Linked DNA regions of Homo sapiens: region 2 is linked to region 1. Evidence: chromatin loops called from intact Hi-C (ENCODE). Cell type or tissue: gastrocnemius medialis. All regions are shown on one strand.

The links. Hi-C counts contacts between places; a loop is a spot of excess contacts. Peaks named below come from ENCODE experiments on the same cell type or tissue, not always from the same donor. Only the 100,000 strongest peaks of a DNase experiment are listed, where the experiment ranks them.
Region 2: it touches region 1 in a loop (3.0-fold over the local background); 2 of 110 quality-filtered maps call a loop at or near these places.

Annotation. Positions count from the first base shown.
Region 1 is chr22:41,523,025-41,531,024 of GRCh38, forward strand. It overlaps ACO2 (aconitase 2), which reads left to right. Exons shown (of 18, transcript NM_001098.3): 11 at 181-254; 12 at 806-917; 13 at 1,822-1,944; 14 at 2,169-2,324; 15 at 3,238-3,429; 16 at 4,264-4,396; 17 at 4,877-4,998; 18 at 5,455-5,950. The coding sequence ends at 5,589. POLR3H (RNA polymerase III subunit H) reads right to left here. Exons shown (of 6, transcript NM_001018050.4): 5 at 7,663-7,864; 6 at 2,775-6,312. The coding sequence ends at 6,259. Among named protein-coding and RNA genes, the nearest start is that of POLR3H, 17 kb to the right of the region's middle. RefSeq lists enhancers at 2,061-2,110, 2,121-2,290 and a silencer at 3,263-3,477. In gastrocnemius medialis, CTCF peaks have their summits at 3,877 (motif pointing left) and 4,078; a DNase peak (open chromatin) is centred at 1,034; H3K27ac peaks cover 7,684 bases.
Region 2 is chr22:41,322,799-41,330,798 of GRCh38, forward strand. ZC3H7B (zinc finger CCCH-type containing 7B) reads left to right here. Exons shown (of 23, transcript NM_017590.6): 3 at 2,766-2,799; 4 at 2,923-3,120; 5 at 4,408-4,566; 6 at 7,225-7,305. Among named protein-coding and RNA genes, the nearest start is that of ZC3H7B, 25 kb to the left of the region's middle. RefSeq lists an enhancer at 1,348-1,848. In gastrocnemius medialis, a CTCF peak has its summit at 4,503; a DNase peak (open chromatin) is centred at 4,523; H3K27ac peaks cover 4,477 bases.

The DNA of each region.
Region 1 (8,000 bases):
CATGCTGAGTAATGCCTCCAGGCGGCACAAGCCCAGAGGCCTGTTGGGCCGGGGCTGGGGCAGGTCCCAGTGGCTGCCCTGGGGTTCCAGTACAGCACTTCGTCCTGCAGCCACCACATCACCCCTTCCCATCAGACTCTCACCCACCCTTGACATTCTGTCTTCCTCTCTCCCTGGCAGGCACAGATCTTGAGGGATCTGGGTGGCATTGTCCTGGCCAATGCTTGTGGCCCCTGCATTGGCCAGTGGGACAGGTAAGAGGCGTATCTTTTGACAAGACAGCCCCTTGTGCACAGGGTACAGAGCCCCAGAAGTTGGAGGGGGAATTATTGGGGTGGAGAGAAGAGACTCCAGCCAAGGTCTCTAGCTCCAGGGACTCTTGCCCATTAGAAGCCTCTGGCAGACATGCCTGGGAAGAGGGGCTGGGTGAGGAAGGGCCCTGCAGAGGCACTGGGGGGCAACTTGGCTGAAGCCTGGGCTGGCAGGAGGAAGCCAGCGCGGCCTCACCCTGACGGACACAGCAGGAGCCGTTTGGGAGGAGGCAGTGCCCCAGGTCAGGAAACTCAGGCCTTGACCAAGGCCTTGCCTCTGGCTTACGTGTGGTTGCAGGCTGGGCCCAGTGATCCTGAGGTTCCCTTCTGCTCTGCGCGTGGCCCCAGGAGGAGGCAACCCTGGCAGGGCCTCTTCATTTTCCCTCGGTAGGAGCTAGGCTGGGCTGCGCCACAGGAACCCAGCTTATCTGTCCTCGGGACAGGCCAGGTGACAAGGCCAGATATCCCTAACCCTGATCCCTCTGACCTGGCAGGAAGGACATCAAGAAGGGGGAGAAGAACACAATCGTCACCTCCTACAACAGGAACTTCACGGGCCGCAACGACGCAAACCCCGAGACCCATGCCTTTGTCACGTCCCCAGAGGTGAGACTGCCCAGCTGCGCACAAGCCTGGGATGGCCTCTGGGGGTCCCTGGCGGGTCAGAGGAGGAGGCAGAAGGAGATGGGGACTGGGGTCATCCAAGTGGTAGCCAGGAGCTACAGGCCTTCCCAGCCTCAGGCGCATGCTTGGTGCTTCCTGCCTGGGGCTCCCTGGGTCATGGGATTATGAGATATTTATACAGTGGTTTGTGCTTATGAGCATGGAATTTGGAATCTCACTCACTGCCTAGGACACATCCCAGCCCTGCCTCTAACTCGCTGTATGAGTGTGGCCAAGTCACTTACCTTCTCTGTGTCCCCGTAATCCTCGGGATTACCTGGGAAAGTGCGTGGGACACATGCAGTTTCCAACCCCAGGTAGGAGTTCCACAAAAGCGAGGCCTTTGCCATTGTTCCCGTGGCCAGAGTGAGCCTTGCCCTTGGCGGTATTCAGCCCTGGCCGTGACTGGCACATGGCCAGGCTCTCTTGACTTGGTTGTTTATCTGCGTGTTCTACAAATATGTCTTGCTAAATGGGTGAAGGAATGGCTCCTTCCATGTTTTTAGTGTCCTGCGCACTGAGCAGGTTTGCATCATACCAGCATTTCTGCGCCAGGGCCCCCACTCCCTCCAGGATAGCTGTGAGGAGAGAGAACAGCACTGCCGGCCCGGCCCTGCAGGGATGGGAGAGGCCGCACTGCCCTTGGCTTCCTGAGTCCTCTGCAGGCCCAAGGCCCCGTGGTCCCAAAGATCGTCCTGCAGCTCTGGCCTCTGAGGAACACAGGGGTCTGGGAAGAACATGGAAATTTCCTGGGTTCCTTTCTCAGTTTTGGCCTAGGCTTTTGGTAGGTGCAGGAGACAGGAGTGGCAATTGGTGCTGACCAACAAACTGGCCACCTCCATTTCAGATTGTCACAGCCCTGGCCATTGCGGGAACCCTCAAGTTCAACCCAGAGACCGACTACCTGACGGGCACGGATGGCAAGAAGTTCAGGCTGGAGGCTCCGGATGCAGATGAGCTTCCCAAAGGGGTGAGCGCCCACGCCCCCTGCTTGCTGGTTGCTGTGTGGCCACGTCACTTCCTTCTCAACCTCACAGCACCTCCTGTGCAGGCAGGGAGGGCGCTGCTAGTGAGAAGGAAGCAGCTCTGTTCCCTGGGAGGGGAGGTGGGGCCCGAGGAAACTTGCCTTCTGAGAGTCTGTCCTTGTGGGAACTGAGGACTCAGCACCCCACGCATCCCCATTCCCTGCTGCAGGAGTTTGACCCAGGGCAGGACACCTACCAGCACCCACCCAAGGACAGCAGCGGGCAGCATGTGGACGTGAGCCCCACCAGCCAGCGCCTGCAGCTCCTGGAGCCTTTTGACAAGTGGGATGGCAAGGACCTGGAGGACCTGCAGATCCTCATCAAGGTCAGCAGCATGGGGACGGCAGGACAGCCCCACCCTGCCAGGGCCCCCCGTCCCCTGAGCATCGGGAAGGGCCATGAACCTGGAGGAAGTGAGCACAGTCAAGACGCAGGTGGGAGATGGAAGGGAGGTTTGGCTGCAGAGCAGAGAGGGTATCGCAACGCAGTCCAGCGTCCCCCTTCTCTGTGGCCCCGAACTGGGCAGAGCTAGATCTGGCCAGCCTCCGTCTGGGGCCCTCAGCCATCCAGCAGCAGCTGATCAGAGCCACCTCCAGTGGGTGTGGGCAGGTGAGTACAGCTCAGGCTGGGCTGGGACAGTGTGTGTGATTGCACAGCAGGCTCCACACCTGGCACGTCCACACAGGCTCTGGAAGCCATGGACAACTCCTGCCCCCACAGTTGGGCACCCGTGGATATGGGATGGCTTGTGTTTGGCACCGACCAAAAACAAGCCTTTTTGGTGTGGCCAGAGGCCTCCAATCTGTGTCAGATATTTATTTATGCTGCTTATTAAGGGGTCTCCAGGCACCCCTGTGACAGAAGAGACTAATCAGTCATCAGCCAGGACCCAGGCATGTCCTGGGCTCCTGTGTCCAGCATGAGGTCTGTGGCTGATCTTGCAGCTGAGGCCTGAAGGGTGAGCGAACATTGACCTGTCCCAACTTTGGGCGGCCTCTGCCCCATAAGGGAGACTGAGCAGCCAGAGGCCTTTGAGGGGATGAAGGCCTGGCCTGAGCCCATGTGGCCTTAGGGTGGAAGCACCAGGACCACAGAACACGTGTCTGAAGACTTGCCTGCCTCTCACCCCTCTGTCACCCCTCCTGGGCCCCGGGGCCTGCTGCCTGCCTCTGGAGGGCTTGTCATCCACCCCTCCAGGGCCATGCCCTGACCTCTGTCCTCTCTACTTACCACCCAAGGTCAAAGGGAAGTGTACCACTGACCACATCTCAGCTGCTGGCCCCTGGCTCAAGTTCCGTGGGCACTTGGATAACATCTCCAACAACCTGCTCATTGGTGCCATCAACATTGAAAACGGCAAGGCCAACTCCGTGCGCAATGCCGTCACTCAGGAGTTTGGCCCCGTCCCTGACACTGCCCGCTACTACAAGGTGGGTCAGAGTTGATAGGGGCAATGCCAGTGGTCACTCCTGAAGGGGCCTGCAAGGCAGGTGCAGGGAGGACATTAGGGGAGTGGAAACTGGGAAGGAGGCCGACCAAGCCCAAAGGGGACTGCTGTGGAAGGGAGGAGAGGCCTGCAGCCCCTCCCTGTGGCTGAGAAGGCATGAGGCCCAGGTCCGGTGGTACAGCCGGGTCCCTGCACCAGGAGGAGTTAGTGAGAGATATCTTAGGATATCTGGCCCTAGACAAAGACAAGGAAGGGGGCCGACTCAGGAAGTCAGAGGCCAAAAGCTCAGAGAGGGGGCTACACGGGGCCTCACAGTGAGCAGGCAGAGAGGGTCTGAGGTGATTGGACTTTTTCTGCTTTGAGAAACAAACAGAACCAGGGCTGAACCCAAGTCCTGGCCCAGCCGGGTGAAAGGACTCTGGCACCCCCTGGTGGCTGGGTGGGGCAGAGGGTGCTCCCAGGAAGGGGGCGCCTTGAGCTTCACAGATGCATCTTGTGTGGGGCCCGGAGGCCGTCCCTGTCTCACCCAACCTCCCTCCACACACACCTGCCTCTGCCAAGCACCAATGGGTGGCTTCTGTCTTCTTTGCCACTGCAAACAACCACGTGCCTCTGTCCCCTCGGGGCCTCGTTTGGGTCTCATTCACGCAGGCTTCACTTGCCCTTAGGCAGCAGGCGAGGAAGGGCCCCTCCAGCCCCTTTACCGGGAGCCTCAGGATGCCCAGGCGCCAGGTGGGTGAGGCCAGGCAGGTAGGGCCAGACAGGTGAGGACGGTGCCCTCCTCTGCCTTATAACCTTACCCCCGCTTGCCTGACAGAAACATGGCATCAGGTGGGTGGTGATCGGAGACGAGAACTACGGCGAGGGCTCGAGCCGGGAGCATGCAGCTCTGGAGCCTCGCCACCTTGGGGGCCGGGCCATCATCACCAAGAGCTTTGCCAGGATCCACGGTGAGCTGGAGTCTGTACCCAGGCCATCCTCATCCCATCCCTAGTGATCAAGGTCACTCTCCCTGCCCGTGGCTGAGTTGGGCCTGGTTCTAGGCTGTGTCCACTGCAGCCCACAGGCCCGTCAGCCTCTTGCCCCTTCTTAGGCTCACACAGTGCACATCCGACGCTCAGCTTCCCGGCTTCCCGCAGGCCCTGCTTCCAGGCTTGTAGATCTGAGCCGCTGAGATCTAGGACATGTGCCAGGGGGTTCTTTCTGATCATGAATGTGCAGCAGGAAGGCCTCGCAGACCTCAGCACCAGCGCACACTTGCTAGGGGCACCCCTAGTGAAAGGGAGCAGACCAGGGCCCCATAGTCACTGCCCGGGCATTGTCCCAGGCAGCAGGATTAGGGGCATCTCCCAGAGCCCCAGATGGGTTCAGAAAATGAAGCTCTCCAGGCTAGTCAGGCCCCCGATGACCGAATGCCGCCTGCTTTCCAGAGACCAACCTGAAGAAACAGGGCCTGCTGCCTCTGACCTTCGCTGACCCGGCTGACTACAACAAGATTCACCCTGTGGACAAGCTGACCATTCAGGGCCTGAAGGACTTCACCCCTGGCAAGGTTAGGGGCCCGGGTCCCCCTGAGGTGGTGGGGTGAGGGGCAGCCACCTTGTTTCCCCTCCTGCACTGGCCCCAGGGTAGCTTCTCCCAGGAGGCTTCATTCCAGCTGGAAAGGCCCCCAGTTCTCCAGGTGGCCCCACAGAGAAAGCAAAGTGGCTTCTCAGAGTTGGGGGTTGGAGTCAACCCGGGGCCCTCACACCTCCCCAACCTCCCTTTACTCACCAGGACCTGGCACTCAGGGGACAGCCCACCCACTGCAGGACCCTCTGGGCCCCAGGAATCCCCTGTAGGTGCCACCTGGGTCTGACCTGGGCCATCAGGCACAGACTGGCCTAGGATTTGGTTTGCCTGCTGACCTCTTAGGTCCCCAGGCAGTGCCCTGTCTCCCTGACCCCCCTGCGGGGCCAAGGGCACACAGTACCCACCACTTCCACCCACACCCACCTTCTCCTTGCAGCCCCTGAAGTGCATCATCAAGCACCCCAACGGGACCCAGGAGACCATCCTCCTGAACCACACCTTCAACGAGACGCAGATTGAGTGGTTCCGCGCTGGCAGTGCCCTCAACAGAATGAAGGAACTGCAACAGTGAGGGCAGTGCCTCCCCGCCCCGCCGCTGGCGTCAAGTTCAGCTCCACGTGTGCCATCAGTGGATCCGATCCGTCCAGCCATGGCTTCCTATTCCAAGATGGTGTGACCAGACATGCTTCCTGCTCCCCGCTTAGCCCACGGAGTGACTGTGGTTGTGGTGGGGGGGTTCTTAAAATAACTTTTTAGCCCCCGTCTTCCTATTTTGAGTTTGGTTCAGATCTTAAGCAGCTCCATGCAACTGTATTTATTTTTGATGACAAGACTCCCATCTAAAGTTTTTCTCCTGCCTGATCATTTCATTGGTGGCTGAAGGATTCTAGAGAACCTTTTGTTCTTGCAAGGAAAACAAGAATCCAAAACCAGTGACTGTTCTGTGAGTGATTGGTGTCTGTGCCGTTTGTTGTCAAGTCCAGGGTCCAGGAAGGGTCTTTTCAGTCAAGGTCAGTGGAGGCCCAACAGCCACAGCCACAGATGGATCCATCACTGCAGTGAAGGAGGAGCAGGGCCTAGATGGTGGAGGAGCGGGGCAAGCTGGTGGGCACTCCTGGCCTTGCCTCACTGTCCAGCTCGAGACACTATCTCCTTAGCATCGGCCTCAGCTGCTGTTGTCTTCACAGCCGGCCATACCACCTTCCCGCAGGCTGGTAGGGTCCACTGTCCAGCCCCAGGGCTAGTTGCTGGTCCACCAGGAGAGAAGGCCCAGGCCTGGCTCACTGATGGATCCCTGCCAGGGATAAAGAACACGCACATTTCACTGACATGCTGGCTTGAACCAACCTGGACAGGAGGTGAAGGGAGCCCAGCAGGCCCAGCACAGGCAAAGAAGAGGCGGGGCACACGGCAGCCAAGAGGCTCTGGAGAGATGTGGGAGCCACAGCAGTGCTCCCAACGGGCACGCAGCACGCAGGGCGCAGACCCTTCTCCAGGGACTCCAGGCCCTGATAGGGTCAGGGACCCTTCCTCACCCTTAGGCCTGCCCTCCAGGGCCACCTAGGTTCTAATCGTGGCAGGAAGGCTGAGCAAACACAAGGCCCATGCTCCAGACGCATCCAACAGGGAGCAGCCTTGAAAGCCACTCTTCCCCGGAGCCCTCCCTTTTATTTCACTGCTGCAATGCTGCTCCTACAGGGAGCCCTACCTTTTTTTTGTTGTTTTTTTTTTTTGAGACAGTCTCGCACTGTCACCCGGGCTGGAGTGGAGTGGCACGATCTTGGCTCACTGCAACCTCCACCTCCCGGGTTCACACCATTCTCCTGCCTCAGCCTCCCAAGTAGCTGGGACTACAGGCGCCCGCCACCACACCCGGCTAATTTTTTGTATTTTTAGTAGAGATGGGGTTTCACCGTGTTAGCCAGGATGGTCTCAATCTCCTGACCTCGTGATCCGCCCACCTTGGCCTCCCAAAGTGCTGGGATTACAGGCGTGAGCCACTGTGCCCCAGCAGCCCTACCCTTAATCTCAGGGCTTTGATCTCTCCCAAGCCCCTTCCTTGATTTCTTTCTCCCTCAAACCCCTCCCTACCCCCCAATTTTTTAAAGATAGCATTTCATTGTGTTGCCCAAGCTGTAATGCAGTGGCACAACCTTGAACTCCTGGGCTTAAGGGATACTCCCATCTCAGCCTCCCAAGTAGCTGGGACCACAGGGCACGCCACCATGCCCTGCTAATTGTTTTTTATAGAGACAACTTCTCACTTTTTTAGCCAGGCTGGTCTCAAACTCCTGGCCTCACACGATCCTCCCACTTTGGCCTCCCAAAGTGCTGGGATTATAGATGTGAGCCACTGCACTTGGCCTCAAAGCCGCTTTATCAGTGGTCTTGTCCACCGTGAGCTCTGTCCCCTTTGCAAGCTGACTCGCCCACCCCACCAGCAGCCATGTACCTTTACTGCCTCACAGCCCTGGCCTACAGAAACTCAGGCTCTCCAGGGAGAAGTGACCAGCCAAGACCCCCCAAACAGGATCCCTGACCTGCTGGGGGAGATCCCAGAGCAGAAGCCCCAGGACACAGCTTCCAGCCCTGCACTCCGGCTCTCCCGCCTCATGGGGGCTTCAGCACCATCAGAGCCACTCACCACAAGCGTGTACGGAGCCTCCTTCTTTGGCAGCTCCTCACTGGAAGTGGTGGCATCTGCTGAGCTGGGCCCTGTGGGGGACGTGTCAACAAAGCTCTCGTCCACCACCCGGAAGCGGATCTCCTCGCCGGTGTCCATGTAGAGGTCGTGTGCTCCTTCCTCCGTCTCGTACTCCCACACCCACACCTGCTCCGCTTCGTCGCTGAGGGGGTCCAGGGTCAAGGCAGCAACCAGATAGTGGGAGGGGCTTCCCTCAGCACCCACTCCCCGACCCCGCAGGAAAAACCAATCTCAGGGTGAGATCACTGTGGCTGGGAAGTCACAGGAAAAGCAGGTCC
Region 2 (8,000 bases), 200 kb before region 1:
TGCCTTTTCTTTTCTTTGTGATGGGGTCTCCCTGTGTTGCCCAGGCAGGTCTCAATCTCCCGGGCTCAAGCAGTTTTCCTACCTCAGCCTCCCACGTAGCTGGGATTGCAGGCGCGTGCTGCTGTGCCCAGCGTACTCCCTTGCCTTTTCTCACCCATGTCACCGCAGACTGGGTCCCTTTTCACACGCCCTCGGTATCCATGCTGCTCTCACAGAGCGAGTGTTCATATTGACACAACACATTCTCCTTCCTCAGCGCACAACGCAGTCACTTTTCCTGGCCGCTTCTGGAGGGTGTCCTGCGCTGGGCTGATTTGATTAGGGGTTTTGGGTGCACCTAGAGCATGGCCCCAAGTTCAGCACCCCTTCCCTGGGCTGTTGTCCAACCCCACCTTGCTGCCATGGCTGGGAGTTTGCAAACCCTCCTCAGACTTGTTCATCAGAGCGGTTGCTAGCTCATCTCTCTTCATGGGCGGCAGGTCCTCTCCCATTTTGGGGAGTGAGGGTTTGATTTTGGGGAAGTGTTCCAATTTATTCAGAGGCCAGTCTGGTGAACAAGGTGACTCCGGCCACTGCTGTCTTCCATAAGAAGAGTTCTGTGTCCCCAGCCTCAGTCACTGATGTCTGTAGAGCTGGATTCCCAGCCCAGTTCTCCCATTTCCCCTACGGGGTCATTGTGAAGGTTAAGGGACCAGGTGGTGCTTGGGGTAAATGTTCACTCTCGTCCCCTCCTTCTCCTTTCCAAAGGGGCGTTCTAGGAAGGCCCAGCTACAAGGCAGCCTCCCCGAAGCCGTCTGTTGGCCTCCTAAGGCTTTGCAGGAAGCACAGTGGGACTCACTGCTTTTCACATCAGTCCCGCTATTTTTGCCCCACTCCTCCTACGCTGTGTTGGTGCACGTGTGCTTCATGTGCTTAGCACGTCCTGAGAGCCCTAAGTGAATTGGGACAGGTGGGTTGGCCCCAGCTTGCAGAGGACCTTAAGATGTCTACGGCCGGGCGCGGTGGCTCATGCCTGTAATCCCAGCACTTTGGGAGGCCAAGGCAGGCGGATCATGAGGTCAGGAGATCCCGACCATCCCGGCTAACATGGTGAAACCCTGTCTCTACTAAAAATACAAAAAATTAGCCAGGCGTGGTGGCGGGCGCTTGTAGTCCCAGCTACTCTGGAGGCTGAGGCAGGAGAATGGCGTGAACCCGGGAGGTGGAGGTTGCAGTGAGCCGAGATTGGGCCACTGCACTCCAGCCTGGGCGACACAGCGAGACTCTGTCTGGAAAAAAAAAAAGATGTCTTAGGACCGCATGACCTATGAAAGGTAGAGTTGATGCTGGAAGAGGGTAGGCTGGAGGCAGGAGGCCAGGAAGGTAGTGATGGGGTCTTTAGTGGGGGCAACAGAGGAGACAGACACTGCAGCAGTATGGGGAGGGAGGGCAGGTCTGGGGCCCAGACAGTGGGGAGGCAAGTGAGAGGTGGGCTGGTGAGCCCCGATGTCACAACTGGGGACACCTTCCACACGCATGTGCATACACAGCCCTCCTGGCGTTGCGCCTCTGCCCACCTCTCACGCACTAGCCTAGGCCACTCTTTCCTGCCCAGGTGCTGGCAGCATCTCCAGGCAACGGAAAGATCTCCCCAGCCCTGCATCCGATGCCTTCCTGCCAAGCAGCCTTGGGCGAGTCCTTGCGCCACTCTGAGCGTCTGTTTTTCCCTCTGTGGAATGAAGGACTGGGAGACAAAGCCCAGCTTCCCTTCCAGCCTGGCCATTGAGCCCATTGGAGAGATGAACCTCAGTTCTCCTGGGCTGATGCCCTCTTTCATACTGAGGGAGCATTAGCCACAGGAGGGAGCAGGTGCCCAGACCCCACCTAGAATGATTTGTTGAGTCCAGCATGAGGGACTGACAGGCTCAGTGAAGACCTGGCATTGGGTGGGGCGTGTGTTATGTGGGATTGGGCAGGGGAGGGGCCTGAGGTGGACTCCCGGTGCCTCAGTGTCTGTGGACCTGTGGTCTCGGATTTGGTTTGATGGGGCGTGGTCCTTCCCAAGGCCTGTTCTAGGTGTTAATTCCCTGACAACACTCATACTTCCTGCCTTTTCCTGCCTGCTCCTGTCCCTGGCACTCCTGCTGCAGCAGCCCCTGCACCATCCTCTCCTCCTGGCCTTCAGCTGCAGCTGGAGCCTTCCCCCGCTCTGCCTTGGCCAGAGTCTGATTTTCCTCTTGTCCTTTTCCAGTCCTGGGGGCCTCCTAGGCCCAAGTGTGGCTCCTCCCTCCTTCCCCTCATGTAACTGAGAAAGGGCTTGGAATGCCTGCTTTCCTTTAGGAGAGGGCTGGTTTTTTCAGCAGAGGATGGCTGTTTTTTTCAGCAGCAGGGACTGGGGCTAGGTCCAGGGCCAGAGGTAGAGCTGGAACTGAGCTGGGCTAGGACTGGCTTGGGGCTGGGGCTGTCTGGGTTGGGGCTGGAGCTGGGGCTGTGGCTGGAAGTGGGGCTGGAACTGGGGCCAGGCTGGAGGTGGGGCTGGGGTCAGTCTGCTCTTTCTCAACACCTGTACCTGGCAAAACCTGGCTGTCTGGCCCCAAGGAACATGCAGGTCCTTCCATCAGAACTGGAAGGCCTGCATGGCAATGATTTAGGAGAAGAAAACCGCAGTCTGTTCACCCTAGTCCACAAGGTGATGGCTGAGGTCTGAGTTGGAGGAGTAGCTCTGGACCTCCATGAAGCTGGGACCGCCGGGCTCACCCAGGCCTCGTGTTTTCTTTTCCTGATAGGTCGACACTACCCCTAAAGCAAGAAGAATATGAGGTGAGTGTCAGCTGCCAGGCTGAGCAAAGGTGAAGGGCGGAGATGTGCAGGGGAGAGGCGTGGGCCGGGTGCCAGAGCTGGGGCCAGAGGTCATGAGCCCCCTACACACCTTGCCCCCAACAGGCCTTTCTGCTCAAGCTGGTGCAGAATCTGTTTGCTGAGGGCAATGATCTGTTCCGGGAGAAGGACTATAAGCAGGCTCTGGTGCAGTACATGGAAGGGCTGAACGTGGCCGACTACGCTGCCTCTGACCAGGTGGCCCTGCCCCGGGAGCTGCTGTGCAAGCTGCATGTCAATAGGGCCGCCTGCTACTTCACCATGGTGAGCCTGGCACCCTCTTTTCTCTCCTCCTCTGCTGCCCTGATCCCCTGGATGCCCAGTCGAGCCAGGCCCATACCCCAGTGAGCCTGTAGACCAGGGCCAGCCTCCTCCCAGCCTGCTTTCAGAATTTCATTGTCTGTTCTCGTGGCTCTTAATCTCAACTGTACAACATGCTCAGCTGGAGAGCTTTTAAAAGTACGGATGCATAATAAAAAGTTTTTAAAAAAAATGATACTGATGCCCTAGCCCTAGCCCTGCCCTAGATGAAGTAAGTTAGAATCTTGGGGTGACCCTGGGCCTTGGTGGGAGTCTGACTTCTCCTGCTCCTCCCTCCCGGCCCCACTGTTTCTTCCATAGCCTCAGCCTCCTCACTGTTCCTTCCATAGCCTCAGCCTCCTCACTGTTCCTCCCATAGCCTCAGCCTCCTCACTGTTCCTCCCATAGCCTCAGCCTCCTCACTGTTTCTTCCGTAGCCTCCTCACTGTTCCTCCCATAGCCTCAGCCTCCTCACTGTTTCTTCCATAGCCTCCTCACTGTTTCTTCCATAGCCTCCTCACTGTTCCTCCCATAGTCTCAGCCTCCTCACTGTTCCTCCCATAGCCTCAGCCTCCTCACTGTTCCTCCCATAGCCTCAGCCTCCTCACTGTTTCTCCCATAGCCTCAGCCTCCTGTTTCTTTGCGGACTTCAGTGCCTTCCTCCTCCTCCTCCTCTCCTCCTTAGAGCTGCAGCCTCCTCCTCTTCCCTGTCCTGTGCACCCACTGACTCAGGTTCATGAGATCCTGTGGGAGGCTCTGCTGCAGGCTCTCTAGAGGACCCCATGACACCTCTGCCATCCAGCGAACTCTTCTGGATAAATGGCTCCTGGATGCCTCAGGGTTAACCCTTGTACACTCTGCACACAGAGCTGCCTTCATGGTCTCACTGCCTCTTAGAGATGCCATTGTTACTCTCAGCTCATCATGTTCCCAACCAAAGGCAGAGATGGAAATAGACGTGCTTGAGTGGCCGGGCTCATGGTTGTAGATCTTCAGGCCCTTCCCTGCAATATCCTGCCCGTGCCCACTGCAGCCCCATCAGCTGGACACACAGACACCCTTGATCAGAGTCTGGACACCAGAGTGCTTCCTTCTCTCCTGGAGCCTCGAGCCCTGTCCCTGACCCAAGACTTCAGCTCCTCTGTCTCTGCCAGGAAGGGAAGCTGGTGTTCCTTCCTAGGCAGGGGCAGGAGGCCTGGGGGAGGGAGGGTAACAGGTGTTGACCAGTGACCACATGCTCCTCTCTGGCAGGGCCTGTATGAGAAGGCGCTGGAGGACAGCGAGAAGGCGCTGGGCCTGGACAGTGAGAGTATCCGGGCGTTGTTCCGCAAGGCACGCGCTCTCAATGAACTGGGACGCCACAAGGAGGCCTACGAGTGCAGCAGCCGGTGTTCCCTCGCCCTGCCCCACGTGAGTGTGGCTCTGCAGCCACGCCGGTGCCTGCTCAGAGGCCAGGCTTCTGACCTTCCGGCCCTCACTTGGGCCCAGCCACCACATCCTTCTGTGTCTCACTTCCTCCCCTGTGACATGGCCATGCAGATCCTGATGTTAACACTAGCTCCCATTCTCTGAGCGCTGACTGGGTGCCAGGCACTGCTAGGATGCATTGTGTGTATTAACTCACCTAATACTGGCAATAACCCTAAGAGGCAGATACTGTGATTATTCTCATTTTAAAGATGATGAGGCCAGACACAGTGGCTCACGCCTGTAATCTCAGCACTTTCGGAGGCTGAGGCAGGCGGATCACCTGAGGTCAGGAGTTTGAGACCAGCCTGGCCAACATGGCAAAACCCCATCTCTACAAAAAATACAAAATTTAGCCGGGCATGATGGCGTGTGCCTGTTTTGCTAATTCTGTTTAGTTCACAATTAAGACCCTTTCTTGGCCAGACACAGTGGCTCATGCCTGTAATCCCAGCACTGTGGGAGGCCAAGGCGGGAGGATCACTTGAGCTCAGGAGTTTGCAACTAGCCTGAGCAACATAGCAAGACCCTGTTTCAACAAAAAATTAAAAAAAAATTAGCTGGGCATGATGGCACGCACCTGAGATCCCAGCTACTCAGGAGGCTGAGGTGGGAGGATCACTTGAGCCCAGGAGGTGGAGGTTGCAGTGAGCTGTGATTGCACCATTGCACTTCAGCCTGAGTTTGACAAAGCAAGAGCTTGTCTATTAAAAAAAAAAAAAGCCTTTCTTTATGACCATGGTCCCCTGACCCATATAGCATTTTAGAGTGTCCACAACAGATCCACACCTAGGTCTCACTGGTACTTACTCATGAGGAGGACAGGGCAGGTTTCATCCGCACCACAGCGGATAGAAAGGAGCTGGGACCCAGTTAGGGTTAGTAAATGGCCAGGGAAAGTAACTAAGGGCTCCTGGCTCTGCTTTAGGGAACTCTCTCTTTTCCCAATCTTTGTTGGGCAAATACTGACCGAGCTCCTGCTCCATGCTGGGCACTGGGGACCAGAGATGACTCCGACCCAGGCCCTGGCCTCTAGGAGATTGTCAGTGAGGTAGGAGGTAGACACGTGCACAGATGTCACAGTGTCTTCCTTGCCCTTTTGTGCCTGGACCCCAGTTTGTAGCCACCTGTTTCTTTGTTCACTGACTGTTCTCCCCCTTTAGATTGGAATCTCCATGAGGCCTGGGCCCATCTGCCCTGTTCGCTGGGGTATCCTTAGCCCCTCACTCTTGCTTGGCACGTAGTGTATGTTCTGTATTACAGCCTTGGAAGGGAAGGAAGGATGGTTGCTGTTTAGTGATCACTAAGTGTGGTCCAGGCACTGTTACAAGCTTTCTATGCCCTGCCTCCTTGGAGCCTTACAACCCTGTGCCTCATGTATGTATCGTCACTTGCTGGGGGTTGCAGGAGATTGTTTGGCGATAGAAACAAGTTGTAGAACTATATAATGTGACCTCATTCCTGTTTAAAAAAAGAAAGAGATGGCCGGGCACAGTGGCTCACGCCTGTAATCCCAACACTTTGGGAGGCCGAGGCGGGTGGATCACTTGAGGTCAGGAGTTCAAGACCAGCCTGGCCAACATGGTGAAACCCTGTCTCTACTAAAATACAAAAAAAAAAAAAAAAAAAAAAAAATTAGCTGGGCATGGTGGCACATGCCTGTAATCCCAGCTACGCGAAGGCTGAGGCAGGAGAATCTCTTGAACTCAGGAGGCAAAGGTTGTAGTGAGCTGAGATCGCGCCACTGCACTCCACCCTGGGTGACTGAGCAAGACTCCATCTCAAAAAATCAAAAAGAAAGAGACAATCCCCAAATCCCCACAAAACAAAACTAAGCTTTTTTTTTTTTTTTTTTGAGACAGGGTCTTGCTCTGTCGTCCAGGCTGGAGTGCAGCGGCGCAGTCTTGGCTCACTGCAACCACTGCCTCCTGAGTTCAAGCGATTCTCCTGCCTCAGCCTCCCAGGTAGCTGGGATTACAGGCACCCACCACCATGCCCGGCTAATTTTTCTATTTTTGGTAGAGATGGGGTTTCACCATGTTGGCCAGGCTGGTCTTGAACTCCTGACCTCAGGTGATCCGCCCACCTCTGCCTCCCAAAGTGCTGGGATTACAGGCATGAGCCACTGTGCCCAGCCAGAAGTAAGCATTCTTTATAGGTCTGCATGCATGCATTCCTAGAAAAGAGCCCTAAGGAAACACATCAGCCCAGCAGAGTGTGATTCCCTCCTGGAGAAGCCTAGGGTGAAGGGGGAGATCCAGGGAGCACTTGCTGTCCCTGTAACATTCTTCCCTTCTACAGTGACATTGTCACTTTTGCTGAATTTTAGAAATAAAAAGATTATATTAAAATAAAAACAAAATGATTCATTTTCCATCCCCAAATAAAAGGAAAAACAGAAGCATGGGATGGTGGTCCTGGTGCCACCACTCACTAGCTGTGTGACTTGGACAAGCCAGGGACACCTCCTGGGGCCTCACTTTCTCATCTATAACATGGGGTGACTATGACCTCCCTCCGTAGGGCTGCACAGGTGTCCAGGAGCACAGCTTTGTGAGCCCGGGCAGACTGACCCACCGCCCTGTGTCTTGTCCTCTGCAGGATGAAAGCGTGACTCAGCTTGGTCAGGAGCTGGCCCAGAAACTGGGGCTGCGAGTTCGCAAGGCGTATAAGAGGCCCCAGGTAGGTGGGTTCGGGACCCTGGGAGGGTCGGTGTGGACGTGAGGAGGTCTGAAGGGAGGGACCAGGCTCCGTGGGGAAGGTGGGTGAGGGTGGCCAGGGCTGGGTTAGGACAGAGGGGAGTGACAGCAGGTGATCTTCCTTGTCTGTTGGCTGAAAGCCCTGGAACCTTTCGGAAAAGGAGAGAGCAGCCACCGCTTCTAGCTCACTTTAGACTCCAACTGTTGAAAACCACTCCCTCCCCTGTGCTGGCTGACTTTAGTCACCTGGAGGTGGCCTGAGTTGACACTGGCGTCCTTCAGCATTATGTTCTCAACACCCATATGGTGCAAATTTGAAGTGTTGGTATCTGTTTGGCTGGTTCAGTTCCACATAGATTCATTTGGTACCTGCCGAGGGCCAGGAGGCTGCACAAGGGAAACTCGTGACTCGAGTCTCTGCTGTGACCTTGAGCAAGTTAGTTCATCTCTTTCCACCTTGGTTTCCTCATCTGGACGATGGAGATAATTTATGCCCACCCCAGAGGGCTCATGGGAGGATTAAAAAGAGAGAATGGATGGGCTGGACGCAGTGCCTCATGCCTGTAATCCCAGCACGTTGGGAGGCCAAGGCGGGCAGATCACCTGAGGTCAGGAGTTTGAGACCAGCCTGATCAACATGTAGAAACCCCATCTCTACTAAAAATACAAAAATTAGCT